2 separate regions of the Homo sapiens genome follow, and region 2 is linked to region 1. Evidence: read pairs that join two places in POLR2A ChIA-PET (ENCODE). Cell type or tissue: Caco-2. All regions are shown on one strand. Region 1 holds the start of GOLGA2 (golgin A2). Region 2 overlaps SLC25A25 (solute carrier family 25 member 25).

Region 1 (8,000 bases):
CCAAACCAATCCCGTTCTCACATTGCCACCCAGAGATACTGCCAATGTTTTCAGTTCACGGGTGAAGTGTAGGCTTTTCACACTGTCAATGTCTATGTTAAGGGTGTAAGGCAGCCTGAAACCTCTCCCTCCTAGGTCCCATAGTCCCCAATCCCCTTCCAGCTGGAAATTTATGCTGTGACCAGAGGAACCAGAAGCGGGATGAGAACACTTAGGGGACTGGGTCCTAAGATCAAAGACTGGTCTCGCGCAACTAATTACGGTTCCGAGGGGGATTGTGACGTCACTACATTCCACTCCTAGGGGGAACATCAGCGCGACGTCCAAGTCGCCGCTCCGCGATGGGGGAGGGGACCGCAGGGCCAGGACCCAGGTCCTTGGAGACCCGAGACCAAAGAACCCCGGGAGGTCCGGTTTGGGGCGGCAGGAGGTGAGGGTCGAGTCTGGAGCGGGGGGCCCCGGGAGTCACGGGCCCAAAGTCACTGGCGAGGGCAGGGGCTGAATTGCTGGGGTCCTAGGTCCTTGGAGACGCCAGCCCAAAGAGCCCAGGGAGGTCGGACTTCGGGGGGCAGGAGGTGAGGGCCGAGTCTGGAGCGGGGAGCCCCGGGAGCACCAGCCCAAAGTCACCCGGGGGCGACTGGCGAGGGCGGGGGCTGGGCGGCTGAGGGGGCGGGGCTGGCTGACAAGACTTTGGTGGAGGGAGCCCGGACGCGCCGTGGGGAGCCCAGCCCGGTGTGCCTCAGGAGTGGCAGAGACTCTGGCCATGGTCCTGCCATCGGAGTGGGGCTGGGGCTGGGTCGGGGGGCCGCGACCCGGTGCACTTTACCTTTTTCTTCGCTGCGGCCAATTTGCTCTGTCGGGTTTCTTCCGACATCGCGGGGCGGGGAGGGAGGCGGGGTTGGGGCCACATCAGCGCGATCCCGGCAACCACTGCGGAAGTCAGTCAGCCACCGCGCAGCTGTGCGACGGAGCCAGAGGAGGCGTAACCAGGGCGATACTGGAGCGCAGAATGGGGGCGTGGCCTCAAAGATCAAAGCCCATTGGTCAATGAGAAATATGAAGCGGAAGGGGGCGTGGCTATGCAGCGGCGTGGCCAGAGGGACCTGTGGCGTCACAACAAAAGCTGCGCACGCAACCGCTGTCCCCGCCCACCTCGGGAGAGGGGCGGGGCCGGCTTTCCTTGGGTGCGCGCGCAGCTTTCTGTGCGCCAGTTCACACTCCGGGTCAGAGTTCCTGGCCCGGTGCACCTGAGAGGTCGCTCTCCGACTCCCGCGCTGGACCCTCTTGCGCCATTGAACCCCCTGATCCGGGGGCCTCGGACCCCAGGGCTCAGGAGGTGGGCGAGGAACGGACTCCACAGTTTCTTTCCTGACTCCTCACAGCCCTGCCCCAGACTCTCCCTTCCCAGAAATCACCTCCAAAGACTCCCATCCAGTGCTCCAGACAACCCCCGTCTCAGAACGCCCCCTTCCTAGAGGGTCTCTACCCTGATCCTGAGAGCGTGTCTGCCCCCTTTCCAGATGGATCCAGTCCCTGGCGCTCCTACTTCCCAACTGCTCCTCCTCCCGCATCCCCACAGTACCCCGTCCTCACAGCGGGCTGTGGGTCCAATCAGACTTTCCCCTCGGATTCCTCTCTAGGACTGAACCAAGACTTACCCGAAGTTGCCGCGGGGCCTTCCGATCCCCTGTGAGTATTTCTTCCCCCACACCCCCTTTCCCATCCTCGACCTTCCCTTGTGCGCTCCCGGCCCCACTCCCCATCCCAACAGCAGCCAATCCCCGCTTGGCCCTCTTCCATATCTTCTCCCAGTCGACTGAGAACCGCCAGGTCATTCCCGAATCCCTCCCCTTCCTTTCCTCATGCCCGCCAGTCTTCAAAGAAGTGTTATCCTGTCCTGTCCTAGGCTAACTCCTCTCCCTCCCCATCCTGTCTCCTGGCTCCTCAGATGCCTTTCACTCCAGTCCAGCACCAGCCATCTCTCCTCCTCGCTCTTTTCACCCCTCACCCAGCCCTGCCTTTAAACAAACCCATAGCTCCCCAGTCAGGAAAATGCTTGGCGTTCACCCTGGCCACTCCTTTCGTTGCTAATAGTCTCTCCTCTTCGCTGGCAAGCCACCCCCAAAACGCAGCCTACTCCTTCTCTCATCCCCCAGATGGAGTTGCCACTACAACTACCACCACTCTTAAGGTAGATCGTGAGGGCCGGGTGCAGTGGCTCACACCTGTAATCCCAGCACTTTGGGAGGCTGAGGCGGGCAGATCATTTGAGGTCAGGAGTTCAAGACCAGCCTGCCCAACATGATGAAACCCTGTCTCTACTAAAAATACAAAAAAATCAGCCGAGCGTGGTGGTGCAGGCCTGTAATCCCAACTACTCAGGAGGCTGAGGCAGGAGAATTGCTTGAACCCGGAAGGTGGAGGTTGCAGTAAGCCGAGATTGCACCACTGCACTCCAGCCTGGACAACAGAGCTAGACAAGTCTCAAAAACAAAAAAGAAGTTAGATCGGGAAAGACTTGGTATTTGTTCATTGATTTAGCAACTGCTGCAATGCAGGTGTATGCCAGATAGCCCCCTGCCCTCCAGGAGCCACAGGCAAAAAAATAATTCCAGGACAAGTATGCACATGGTTCTGAGATGGGGAGCCCAGGCTTGGGCTTGCAAAGAGGGCTCTCCAGAGATGGCAGGGTCAGAGGCAGGGCCTGAAGGGCAACTCACAGTGAGCTCAGATGACGATGACGGGGTGGCAGCCATAGTTTGCCAAAAGCACTGGGCTGATTGAGCTTCTCTCTGCAAGTGGGTTGGTATCCACTGTCTTTGACCATGCGGTAACTCACTGCAGATCATGCCTTTCTCATTCATGCTAATTCATTCCTTCTCTTTTTTTTTTTTTTTTTTTTTTGAGACACAGTCGCACTCTGTCGCCCGGGCTGGAGTGCAATGGTGCGATCTGGGCTCACTGTAACCTCTGCCTCCCAGGCCCAACCCATCCTCTTGCCTCAGCGTCCCAAATAGCTGGAACCACAGTTGTGTGCCATGACGCCTGGCTAATTTTTTTGTATTTTCAGTAGAGACAAATTTTCGCCATGTTGCCCAGGCTGGTCTCAAACTCGTGAGCTCAAAGCAACCTGCCCGCCTCGGCCTCCCAAAGTGCTGGGATTACAGGCATGAGCCACCATGCCCAGCTTCCATTCCTTCCATTTTTAAAAACAACGCTCGACCCGGCACAGTGACTCACGCCTATAATCCCAGCACTTTGGGAGGCTAAGGTGAGTGGATCACCTGAGGTCAGGAGTTTGACCAGTCTGCCCAACATGGTGAAGCCCCATCTCTACTAAAAATACAAAAATTAGCTGAGCATAGTGGTACATGCCTGTAATCCCAGCTACTTGGGAGACTGAGGCAGGAGAATCGCTTGAACCCAGGGGGTGGAGGTTGCAGTGAGCCGAGATCACCCTGCACTCCAGCCTGGGCAACAGAGCGAAACTCCATCTCAAAAAAAAAAAAAAGGAGGCTCTATTGAGCATTGTCCCATCAGCTTACTTTACATGCATCATCTTTCCAGTTCCTTCCAGCAACCTTTGAGAAGACGCTTTACTGTCCCCATGTTGAGGTGAGGCCTGTGAGTTCCAGAGAGATGAATATAGCCAGGACGTGGCAGAGCTGGGGGCTTTAAACTGAGAAACTGAGTTGTTTTTGGTTTTTTTTGTTTTTTTTTATTTGAGACGGAATCTTGCTCTGTCGCCCAGGCTGGAATGCAATGACACGATCTTGGCTCACTGCAACCTCTGCCTCCCAGGTTCAAGTGATTCTCCAGCCTCAGCCTCCCTAGTAGCTGGGATTACAGGTGCCCGCCACCATGCCCGGCTAATTTTTATATTTTTAGTAGAGACGGTTTTGCCATGTTGGCCAGGCTGGTCTCAAACTCCTGACCTCAGTGATCCACCCGCCTCAGCCTCCCAAAGTGCTGGGATTACAGGCATGAGCCACCGTGCCTGGGCTTGAACTGAACTCTTAAGCGGTACCTTGGGCTTGCTCCTCTCTGGGCCTATTTGCAGGAGCACCCTCCTGACCTCTCCTGCCTCTTTTTCTGTGCCCGCTCGGCTGGCTCCTTTGCTTCCTGCCACTCCTGAGGTAAATGTGGGCATTTCTGTAGGATCCAGCCCTACGGGGCTTGGTGGGCGTTCTCCCCATGTGCGGAGACAAGAGATTGTAAGAAATAAAGACACAAGACAAAGAGATAAAGAGAAAACCGCTGGGCCCAGGGGACCACTACCACCAAGACGTGGAGACCGGTAGTGGCCCAGAATGGCTGGGCACGCTGATATTTACTGCATACAAAACAAGGGGGGCAGGGTAAGGAAGGTGAGTCGTCCAAGTGATTGATAAGATCAAGCAAGTCACATGATCGTGGGCCAGTGGGCCCTTCCCTTCTAGGTAGCCAAAGCAGAGAGGGAAGGCAGCATACGTCAGCATTTTCTTCTATGCACTTATCAGAAAGATCAAAGACTTTAAGACTTTCACTGTTTCTTCTACCACTATCTACTATGAACTTCAAAGAGAAACCAGGAGTATGGAAGGAACATAAAAGTGGACAAGGAGCGTGACCATTGAAGCACAGCCCCACAGGGAGGGGTTTAGGCCTCCGGATGACTGCGGGCCGGCCTGGATAATATCCAGCCTCCCACAGGAAGCTGGTGGAGCAGAGTGTTTCCTGACTCCTCCAAGGAAAGGAGACTCCCTTTCACGGTCTGCTAGGTAACGGGTGCCTTCCCAGACACTGGCATTACCGCTTGACCAAGGAGCCCTCAAGCGGCCCTTATGCAGGTGTGACAGAGGGCTCACCTCTTGCCTTCTAGGTCACTTCTCACAATGTTCCTTCAGCACCTGACCCTATACTTGCCGGTTATTCTTAGGTTATATTAGTAGTGCAACAAGGAGTAATATTAAAAGCTAATGATTAATAGTGTTTATACTAATGATTGATAATTGTCCATGATCATCTCTATATCTAATTTGTGTTGTGACTATTCTTATTCTATTTTCTTTATTATACTGAAACAGTTTGTGCCTTCAGTCTCTTGCCTCAGCACCTGGGTAATCCTTTGCCCACACATTTCCGGGTGGCTCTGCTCTCCTCTTGCCATTCTCTTTCTACACACCTGCTCCAAGTTCTGACTCCCACTCCCTCAGCCCACCCCAGTGCCCACAACCCTCCTATCTCTCTCCAGCCCTGACCTTTCTTGGGACACCCAGAGCTGCCTGCAGAATCTTTGCCTTCCCACTTGCCAAGTCTGAAATCACACTCAGCCTCCTAACCAGGACCACAAAACCAACTCCTCCAACTGCCCTTGCATCATCAGAGGAACCCCAAGCTCTTGAAGTGTGCTCTGCCTCTTCTCCTTTCTAATAGCACTACTCATGGTTGCATCTGTTCTTTTTAAAAAAAAAAAAAAAAAAAACAAGAGTCTCGCTCTGCCACCCAGGCTGGAGTGCTGGAGTACAGTGGTGCAATCTCGGCTCACTGCAACCGCTGCCTCCAGGGTTCAAGCGATTCGCCTACCTCAGCCTCCCGACTAGCTGGGACTACAGGCGCCCGCCACCACGCCCAGCTAATTTTTTGTATTTTTAGTAGAGACGGGGTTTCACCATGTTACCCAGGATGGTCTTGATCTCCTGACCTCGTGATCCTCCCGCCTCCGCCTCCCAAAGTGCTGGGATTACAGGCGTGAGCCACCGTGCCCGGTCGCATTTGTTCTTTTTCACACCACTATCCCCTCACTCACCCATTCACACACGTGGAAACCACTTTCATTCCCCCGAACACATGTGCTGTCTCCTGCCTTAAGGCATTCAGATACACATTCACCCCTGGGTATCCACGGAGATTGCTGCCAGGATCCCCATGGAGTAATGACCAGGAAAAAAAGGCTACGTGTTCAATACAGATTCAACCATGCTTTTTTTTTTTTTTTTTTTTTTTTTTTTTGAGAGAGTCTCGCTCTGTCACCCAGGCTGGCGTGCAATGGTGTGATGTTGGCTCACCACAACCTCCACCTCCCAGGTTCAAGGGATTCTCCTGCCTTAGCCTCCCAAGTAGCTGGGACTACAGGTGCGCACCACCATGCCTGGCTAATTTTTGTATTTTCAGTAGAGACAGGGTTTCACTATGTTGGCCAGGCTGGTCTCGAACTACTGACCTCGTTATCTGCCTGCCTTGGCCTCCCAAAGTGCTGGGATTACAGGTGTGAGTCACTGCACCTGGCCAACCATGCTTTTTTTTCATCAGATATTTTCATTGTGAAACCCACTGATACAGAGGGCCAACTCTTTTGTCCCCTCTGTCTGCAATACTTTCTTCCACCTTTCTGCCAAGCTAAAGCCTGCTCATCCTTTAAAATTTAGCTTCCTCGGAGAAGCCTTATCCCCACTTCTGGGTCAGTCCAGTTGCCCTGTTAGACTCTCCCATAGCACACTGTACTTCAACTTCAAAGCATTTTCCAGACTTATAATTCGTTTATTGGTTACTTCATTCATTGATAAATATTAATATTGAGTGTCTACTATGTGCCATGTACTGTTGTAGACACTATGCAATCAGCAGTAAACAAAAGTCCCTTCCCTCATGGAGCTTACACTTCAGTGATGTAAAGCAATGTAAGGCAATGAAAATAATGAAATGCATAACTTGTCGGGTGACGAAAAATGCTATAAAACATCAGGAGGCCAGGTGCGGTGGCTCATGTTTGCAGTCCTAACACTGGGAGGCCAAGGTGTGAGGATTGCTCCAGCCCAGGGTTTGAGAACAAACTGGGTGACATAGCAAGACCCCATCTCTACAAAAAAATAAAATTTTTCAAAAAAATTCGCTGAGTGTGATGGCACATGCCTGTTGTGCTACTCAGGAGGCTAGAGTGGGAGGATTGCTTAAGCCCAGAAAGTTGAGGCTACAGTGAGGTGTGATTGTGCTACCGCACTCCAGCATGGATGACAGAGCGAGACAGACCCCATCTTAAAAGAAAAATTAAATTTAAAAAAGGCCGGGTGCGGTGGCTCACGCCTGTAATCCCAGCACTTTGGGAGGCTGAGGTGGGCGGATCACGATGTCAGGAGCTTGAGACCAGCCTGACCAACATGGTGAAACCTTGTCTCTACTAAAAATGGAAAAATTAGCCGAGTGTGGTGACATGCGCCTGTAATCCCAGCTACTCAGGAGGCTGAGGCAGGAAAATCGCTTGAATCCGGGAGGCGGAGGTTGCAGTGAGCTGAGATTGTGCCACAGCACTCCAGCCTGGGCGACAACGCGAGAACTGTCTCAAAAAAAAAAGAAAAATTAAATTTCAAAAAATATTAAAAATCAGGAAAAAGGGATAGTGAGTGATTGAGATGTTACTGTTGTAGACAGGGCTGTCAGAGAGGGCCTTTCTGATGGGGCGATAGGTAAGTAGAGCTTTAACTGGAAGCATCTGGAGGAAGAACTTCATCGTTGGGCGCTTTCTCTTTGGGGCTAGGCTATGCCTTCTATGAGAGCAGTGGGCTGGGCTTGATGTCTCATTCATTGCTGCGCTCCTGGACCCTTTGTCAGTTCCTGGCAGAGAGTGCTCACTCATTCCTCTGAGTGACTGGTTACAAGCCACTAACCTAAAACCAGGAAGACCGTCTTCCTCGGTCCCTTCTTGTATCATGTGTAGACAGCTCATCCAACATACATTTCCTGAAGATTGGCTGTGTACTAGGCACTGGCCTTCACAGCTTCTACAGGCAGAAAGGGCAAAGATGAAAGCCCCAAGGAAGGGTTTTATCCAATGAGATTATAAACCCAGTGACAGATGGGCATGGTGGCTCACGCCTGTAATCCCAGCACCTGGGGAGGCTGAGGCGGGCAGATCACTTGAGGTCAGGAGTTTGAGACCAGCCTGGCCAACATGGCAAAAACCCTGTCTCTACTAAAAATACAAAAATTAGGCCGGGAGCAGTGGCTCACGCCTGTAATCCCAG
Region 2 (8,000 bases), 200 kb before region 1:
GTGCACCAGTAATCCCAGCTACTCGGGAGGCTGAGGCAGGAGAATCACTTGAATCCAGGAGGCGGAGGTTGCAGTGAGCCGAGATCGCGCCACTGCACTCCAGCCTGGGTGACAGTGCGAGACTCTGTCTCAAAAAGAAAAAAAACAAAAAAGAGTTATTACTTGTTGAAGTCTCACATCCCCACAAGGGAATGATAGAAACAAATATTTTGCTGGTATTCATTTCTTCATTTCTATTCCAGCTGAGTCTTGAATTCCTGGGCTCAAGCGATCCTCTTATCTCGGCTTCCCAAAGTGCTGGGATTACAGACCTAAGCCACTGTACCCAGCCAACTTTTTATTTTATTTTATTTTATTTTATTATGCCTGTGACACAGCCTCAGGGGTCTTGATGACATGTGCCTGGCAGCCAACTTTTTATTATTTATTTATTATTTGAAACAGAATCTTGTTCTGTCACCCAGGCTGGCGTTCAGTGGTTCAATCACAGCTCACCGCAGCTTTGACCTCCCAGACTCAATCTATCCTCCCACTCAGCCTCCCAGGTAGCTGGGATTACAGGTGTGCACCACCATGCCCAGCTAATTTTTGTATTTTTTGTAGAGACGGGGTTTTCCTATGTTGCTCAGGCTGGTCTCGAACTCCTGAACGCATGTGATCCTCTCGCCTTGGCCTCCCAAAGTGTTAGGATTACAGGCATGAGCCACCACGCCCAGCCTAACTTTTTTTTTATTTTTATTTTTATTTTTATTTTTATTTTTATTTTTTTTTGAGACAGAGTCTCTCTCTCTCGCCCAGGCTGGAGTGCAGTGGCGTGATCTCAGCTCACTACAAGCTCTGCCTCCTGGGTTCACGCCATTCTCCTGCCTCAGCCTCCCCAGTAGTTGGGACTACAGGCGCCCACCACCACGCCCAGCTAATTTTTGTTGTATTTTTTAGTAGAGACAGGTTTTCACCATGTTAGCCAGGATGGTCTCGATCTCCTGACCTCGTGATCCACCCGCCTCAGCCTCCCGAAGTGCTGGGATTACAGGCGTGAGCCACCACACCCGGCCCTAACTTTTTGTTTTTAACCATTAATTATACTAATGCGAATTTGGCAGAACCATAGAATTTAGTCTTGGATGGGTGACGGGCCATCATGGTCACTAGCCAGCCTTCCACCCAACATGGAGATAAGCTCTCCGGAAGCATCCTTCGCAGATGGTCATCCGCCCTTTCTATTGTGAACCTAATTGGAGTCACTGTGAGTTCTCTGTCATGTTAGACTGAAATCTTGTATCTGCTGCTGCCCATTGCCCCATGTGTACCTTCAGGAGCAAGACAGAAAAGTGATCCAAGGGCCCTTTATCTGAAATCTGTGGTCTTATCTTCCTATAATCTCTGCTGCTGCTAAAAACAGGTATCATCATGCACTTCTCAGGTGACGTGCTGTCCATACCTTACAGTTCCCTTAGCTGAGACAATAACCCATGGGGTTTATAGTACAGACTTTCCTCGGAAATGTTACGCTGATTGAAAGAAGCCAGTCGCGGCCGGGCGCGGTGGCTCACGCCTGTAATCCCAGCACTTTGGGAGGCCAAGTCGGGTGGATCACGAGGTCAGGGGATCGATACCACGGTGAAACCCCGTCTCTACTAAAAATACAAAAAAAATTAGCCGGGCGCGGTGGCGGGCGCCTGTGGTCCCAGCAACTCGGGAGGCTGAGGCAGGAGAATGGCGTGAACCCGGGAGGCGGAGCTTGCAGTGAGCCGAGATCGCGCCACTGCACTCCAGCCTGGGCGACAGAGCAAGACTCCGTCTTAAAAAAAAAAAAAGCCAGTCGCAAAGATCATGCACTGTATGATCCATTTAGGTGAAAGTCCAGAATGGAGAAGTCTACAGAGACAGAAAATTGAGTAGTACTTGCCTACCTGGGAGTGGGGTACTGGCGGGTAGAGAGATAGGAAGGTGAGATGAGGTTTCTTTTTGAGGTGTTGGAAATATTCTCAAGTTGACTGGAGTGATGGTTGCACATATCCGTGAAGATACTGAGAACCACTGAACTGTATACTTTAAATGGGTGGCTCATGCCTGTAATCCCAGCACTTTGGGAGGCTGGTCAGGAGTTCGAGACCAGCCTGGCCAACATGTAGAAACCCCAGCTCTACTAAAAATACAAAAATTAGCCGAGCATGGTGGCACACATCTGTAATCCCAGCTACTCGGGAGGCTGAGGCAGGAAAATTGCTTGAACCTGGGAGTTGGAGGTTGCAGTGAACCGAGACTGCGCCACTGCACTCCAGTCTGGTCAACAGAGTGAGACTCTGTCTCAAAAAAAAAAAAAAGGGTGATTTGTATGGTATGAGACCTGGGTTCAAATGTTCCTTCTGCTGCTTGCTAGCTGAGTGACCTTGAACAAATGACTCACCCTCTCCAAGTCTGTTTCCTTATCAGAAACTTGTTGGTATGAGGACCTACTGCATAAGGGGGGTGTGTGGGTTAAATTAGATAAAGCATAGAAAGAGCCCAGGACTGGGTCTGGCACATATTCACCAAGTGACTTCCCCATTGGTTCTTTGAAAATAAGGTGCCCAGAATTGGTCAGAATCACCTATATTTTGCCCCTAGTTTGCTTAGGTGAAAAGCGAAAGGCAAGGGAGGGCAAAGCCTGGGGACATCAGCATTAAAGGGTGTGTGGCACCCAGGGAGACATAGCCCCACCCCAGCAACCTGGAGAGGGAGAAGCTTCCGTGGTGTGGAAGGGGATGTCCGCTGTGGAAAACCTGGGCTCTGTGGACATCAAAATGAGCAAAGAAACAATAAAAAGTTGTAGTAGACTCACTCACTCTATCTACACAAAAAGACGTCTTTGGGGCCCGCATGCTTTCCCTGGACAGAAACCGGACCTCCTCATCTTGCAAGCCTGTTGCCCTCTCAGAAGCCGTGGATCGTCTTTCCTAAGTACAGAGTTGACCTTGAAGTTGTGAAAGTGGAAGCTCAAGTGGAGCTTACTTCAAAGCTTTGGAGATTATCTCACTAACCAGCATTACTTTGCAGAAGTGGGACTAAGGCTCGGAGGCTGGGTTGCTTGGAGGCCAAGCCAGTTCCAGAACCCAGGATTTTGACTCTGCCCCATTTAGCTCAATGCAGTGCCGCCTTCCTTCTTTGACTGTGGACACTTAACTTGCCTTTAAAACTTGGCCACATTTATTTTCATAGTTTATGACATTGACATACCTGTGCATAACTCTGTCTCAGCATTTTAAGGCCCTGGTGGTGCACAGGAAGCCGTGACTAAAATGATAGGTACACTGTTCCTAATACGGGATATAAAAGACTCAACACCACACCTGACAAAAGAAGCTGTTGTCTTAAAGATGCATCTTCCTTTAAAGTAAATGAATAACAAAGGTAGGCCATAAGGAGCTTCTTATCTACTTTAAGCTCTTGGCTGGCTTTTCCAGGAAGTTTGAGGAGATAAATCATGACTCATTTTCTGCAGGGTCAGTGGGGAAACTGGAGAGGTGGCTGTCCCTGTTCCTGCCGGTGCCTGAAGCTTTCAGTGTTGTTCCATCACACTCTGGCTCCATACCTTTCCTCCTGTCCTCCCTCCCTGTTGGCTGGAGTCTAATGTGACACTTCTTCCAAAACACAGAACCGCCTACATTGTGTAAGAAGACTCTCAAAAACCATTGATTGAAATGCTGCTGATGCCAAAAAAAAAAAAAAAAAAAAAAGGGTGGAGAGAGGGTAGTTTAGATCACCAAGAATAAGAACCAACTGGCTGGGCGTTGTGGCTCACGCCTGTAATCCCAGCACTTTGTGAGGCCAAGGCAGGTGGATCACTTGAGGTCAGGAGTTCGAGACCAGCCTGGCCAACTGGCAAAACCTTGTCTCTACTAAAAATACAAAAAAAAAAAAAAAAAAAAAAAATTAGCCGGGCCTGGTGGCGCATGCCTGTAATCCCAGCTACTGGGGAGGCTGAGGTAGGAGAATTGCTTAAAAAACCCAGGAGGGGCCAGGCGCGGTGGCTCACGCCTGTAATCCCAGCACTTTGGGAGGCCGAGGCGGGCGGATCACGAGGTCAAGAGATTGAGACCATCCTGGCCAACATGGTGAAACCCCGTCTCTATTAAAAATACAAAAATTAGCCGGGTATGGTGGTGCACGCCTGTAGTCCCAGCTACTCGGGAGGCTGAGGCAGGAGAATCGCTTGAACCTGGGAAACAGAGGTTGCAGGCAGCCCAGATCGTGCCACTGCTCTCCAGCCTGCTGACAGAGCGAGACTCCCTCTCAAAAAAAAAATTAGCTGGTCCTGGTGGTGCGTGCTTGTAATCCCAGCTACTGGGGAGGCTGAGGCAGGAGAATCGCTTAAAAAAACTCAGGAGGGGCCGGGCATGGTGGCTTATGCCTGTAATCCCAGCACTTTGGGAAGCTGAGGCAGGTGAATCACTTGAACCTGGGAGGTGGAGGTTGCAGTGAGCCGAGATCACGCCACTGCACTCCAGTCGGGGCAACAGAGTGATACCCCATCTAAAAAAAAAAAACAAAAAAACAAAAAAAAAACCCACAAAAAACCCAGGAGGTGGAGGTTGCAGTGAGCTGAGATCGTGCCACTGCACTTCTGCCTGGGTGACAGAGCAAGACTCCATCCCAAAAAAAAAAAAAAAAAAAAAAAAGAACCAACTGTCTGTTAAGTCCTTATCTGTAGAGTAGATAGGACACAGTGGAATGGTCCTGTTGGTTAAAACCAGCTATGGTACACACCTTCATCAACCTTGTTGGGCTTTTTTTTTTTTTTGAGACGGAGTTTTGCTCTCATTGCCCAGGCTGGAGTGCATGGAGGCATGGAGTAGCTGGGATTACAGGCATGCGCCACCGTGCCCGGCTAATTTTTTTTTTGTATTTTTAATAGAGATGAGGTTTCACCATGCTGGCCAGGCTGGTCTCGAACTCCCAACCTCAGGTGATCCACCCACCTCGGCCTCCCAAAGTGCTGGGATTACAGGCGTGAGCCACCACCCCCAGCCATTGTTGGCCTTTTCTATCCCACTTGCCCAAAACCCTGTTGTTGCTTTTGGTTAAGGCCTTTAGATTGAGTTGGAATCCATATAATGTTAGAACTGGAGCGTTTTCAAGGTTGTTCAGTTCACTCCCCACATTTTACAGGCTGGAGAAGTTAAGCAATTTGTCCAGTGTCCTATAAAGGCATTGTAGGGGGGATCTTAGGGAGAAAGACAAGGTTCCTCAGCACCCCTTAGTGATGCATTTATGGACACAGTTAACTTTTTTCCTTTTTTCATTCACGACTTGGGTGTATTTTTTGTTTGCCAGAGTCTCTTCCTCTCTAACCTACAGAAGAAGGAAAAATAGGATCTAAAGGTAGATAGTTCTATAGCTAAAGAATTCCTTTTCTGAATTGTTTAGGAGAGCTGGCTTGGTTTAAACCAGCTATTAGCCGGCATTCATCCAGTTGCCCTCCCACCCTGAACAGCTGTGCTGCGTGTAAGGCAGCCCAGGGAGGGTTTCACCCCCTTGACCTCTCTCCTGCCTGCAGTCCTTGTGCAAAGCAGAGCAAGCAGCTGGTGAGAGTTAAGTTTGTGTTGAGTCAGATCATCTCAGTGTGAGTGCAATCCTGAGATCTGTTTTCAGAAACTAAAAACATTTTATGTTGCTTTAGTAATAAATTTGTTGGTTTGCTTTTTCACGTGGGAGAAGGAAAGGAGAGGATAAGGACAGGGTGGGTACAACAAGTAGGCTCACATGGACGAATTGTGTGGCTCCCACTGGCCAGTGTTGGGTTGCTTCAAAATTTTTTGAACATTTTAGGTGATTGGGTTGTCACATGCTGGCCTCCATACCATATTCACCCCCTGCTCCTTACTCTTGGTGCACATGTCTAATCTAAAGGAGAATCATGCTCTTATAAGAGCAGAAAAAGAAGAGAAATTAGGCCGGGCACGGTGGCTCATGCCTGTACTCCCAGCACTTTGGGAGGCTGAGGTGGGAGGATTGCTTGAGGCCAGGAGTTCGAGACCAGTCTGGGCAACATAGGGAGACCCAATCTCTACAAAAAATTTTAAAAAATTAGCCAGGCATGCCTGTGGTCCCAGCTACTTGGGAGGTTGAGGTGGGAAGATCCCTTGAGCCTGGGAGGTTGAGGCTGCAGTGAGCCATGATCATACCTGCACTCCAGTCTGGGCAGCAGAGCCAGACCCTGTCTCAAAAAAAATAAAGTAGAAATCCCATATTTCCAAGCAGACCCTTGCTTCTGTAGAACTTGACTTGTTACATCTTAAAATCCTACACTTAAGAGTTGGGTAAATTTTGTATGCCTCTAACTTTCTTGTAGAGAAAAGAAAAAGACATCTTTAATATGCATTCACCTTGAACTTGGGACCTCGAAGGGGACTGGCTTTTCACCAGGAGTAAACAGAAGCCATCCACAAGACTGAGGGTTTTCATGCCGGACTTCTCTTTTCCTTCCACAGTTACAGGAGTTTTCTTTAGGGAGTTTTTGTCAAAGCTAGATTTTCCGGTTCTGTTTCCTAAAATGGAAATAGATCATGGATTTCCTTTTTTCATTATTGCAGTTCTGTCATCTGCCATACCTTAGTTTCATTTGTGCCAAATGAGGTGAGTTGTGGCTCCTCTTCATTGTCCAATTGTTGCTGAGTCACATCAGGTGGGCGTTTAAGAGTCCTGCCTTACAGCCTGAAACTCCAGCCGCCCAGCGCAGGCAGCACATAGGAGCTGAGTTTTTCCGTTGGCTGATTGGTTCATTCCAGCGGAGACTGACATTCACCTGCTACAGTCCTGCCTCTGGAATAGCCTGGCACTGCCATATATCAGTATATAAAAGAGAGTCTTCAAACTCTTGACTCCTGTACCACCCAAAAATAATTTTGAAAACAGCATATCCCCTTGCACATTTTGTACATCTGCTTTATTATTTTTATTTTATTTTATTTTAAGACAGTCTCGCTCTTTGCCCAGGCTAGAGTGCAGTGGCGCAATCTTGGCTCACTGCAACCTCCGCCTCCCGGATTCAAGGGATTCTCCTGCCTCAACCTCCCAAGTAGCTAGAATCACCACGCCTGGCTAATTTTTGTATTTTTAGTAGAGATGGGGTTTCACCATGTTGGCCAGGCTGGTCTCAGGTGATCCACCCACCTCCGCCTCCAAAGTGCTGGGATTACAGGTGTGAGACACCACGCCCGGCCTGTACATCTGCTTTACATGTTTTTGTTTGAGGCCGGGCGCAGTGGCTCAGCCTGTAATCCCAGCATTCTGGGAGGCTGAAGCGGGCAGATCACAAGGTCAGGAGTTCAAGACCAGCCTGGCCAACATGGTGAAACTCCATCTCTACTAAAAAATACAAAAATTAGCCGGGCATTGTGGCGGGCGCCTGTAGTCCCAGCTACTCAGGAGGCTGAGGCAGAAGTATTGCTTGAACCCGGGAGGTGGAGGTTGCCGTGAGCCGAGATAGTACCATTGCACTCCAGCCTAGGTGACAGAGTGAGACTCCGTCTCAAAAAAAAAAAATAAATAAATAAAAGTGTTTTTTTTTGTTTGTTTTGGTTTGGGTTCTGGTTTTGGCCAAAATCTTAGAGCTGCATATATGACTCATTTAATTTATGGAAAAGGCCTTTTATATGACCATATTGGCTGTGCCAGTCCTCATCAAATCAATCAGCCTAATCATTCTGACTTTCTGTCAAATAAAATCTCGCTTCATCTGTTAACTTTCTAAAAAGTGTTACTACTCTTCCCTCTCATGGCTTCTGAGTGTTAATATTTCTTTTTTTTTTCTTTTTTCTTTTTTTTTTTTTTGAGATGAAGTCTTGCTCTGTCGCCTAGGCTGGAGTGCAGTGGCGCGATCTCCGCTCACTGCAAGCTCCGCCTCCCGGGCTTACGCCATTCTCCTGCCTCAGCATCCCGAGTAGCTGGGACTACAGGCACCCAACACCACGCCCAGCGAATTTTTTTTTTTTTTTGTATTTTTAGTAAAGATGGGG

The links. ChIA-PET counts read pairs that join two places held together with the same protein. Peaks named below come from ENCODE experiments on the same cell type or tissue, not always from the same donor. Only the 100,000 strongest peaks of a DNase experiment are listed, where the experiment ranks them.
Region 2: POLR2A ChIA-PET joins it to region 1 with 12 read pairs; 4 of 35 experiments call an interaction of 5 or more read pairs at or near these places.

What each region holds. Positions count from the first base shown.
Region 1 is chr9:128,275,067-128,283,066 of GRCh38, forward strand. It overlaps GOLGA2 (golgin A2), which reads right to left and starts at 941. Exons shown (of 27, transcript NM_001366244.2): 1 at 827-941. The coding sequence starts at 910. SWI5 (SWI5 homologous recombination repair protein) reads left to right here and starts at 1,210. Exons shown (of 5, transcript NM_001318089.2): 1 at 1,210-1,336; 2 at 1,641-1,689. The coding sequence starts at 1,275. RefSeq lists enhancers at 405-454, 1,315-1,444 and a silencer at 605-714. In Caco-2, no CTCF peak of the experiment used is centred here; DNase peaks (open chromatin) are centred at 325, 1,025, 1,735, 4,415 and 1 weaker place; H3K4me3 peaks cover 2,054 bases.
Region 2 is chr9:128,075,713-128,083,712 of GRCh38, forward strand. The region is part of intron 1 of SLC25A25 (solute carrier family 25 member 25); the gene reads left to right. Among named protein-coding and RNA genes, the nearest start is that of SLC25A25, 11 kb to the left of the region's middle. In Caco-2, no CTCF peak of the experiment used is centred here; a DNase peak (open chromatin) is centred at 3,519.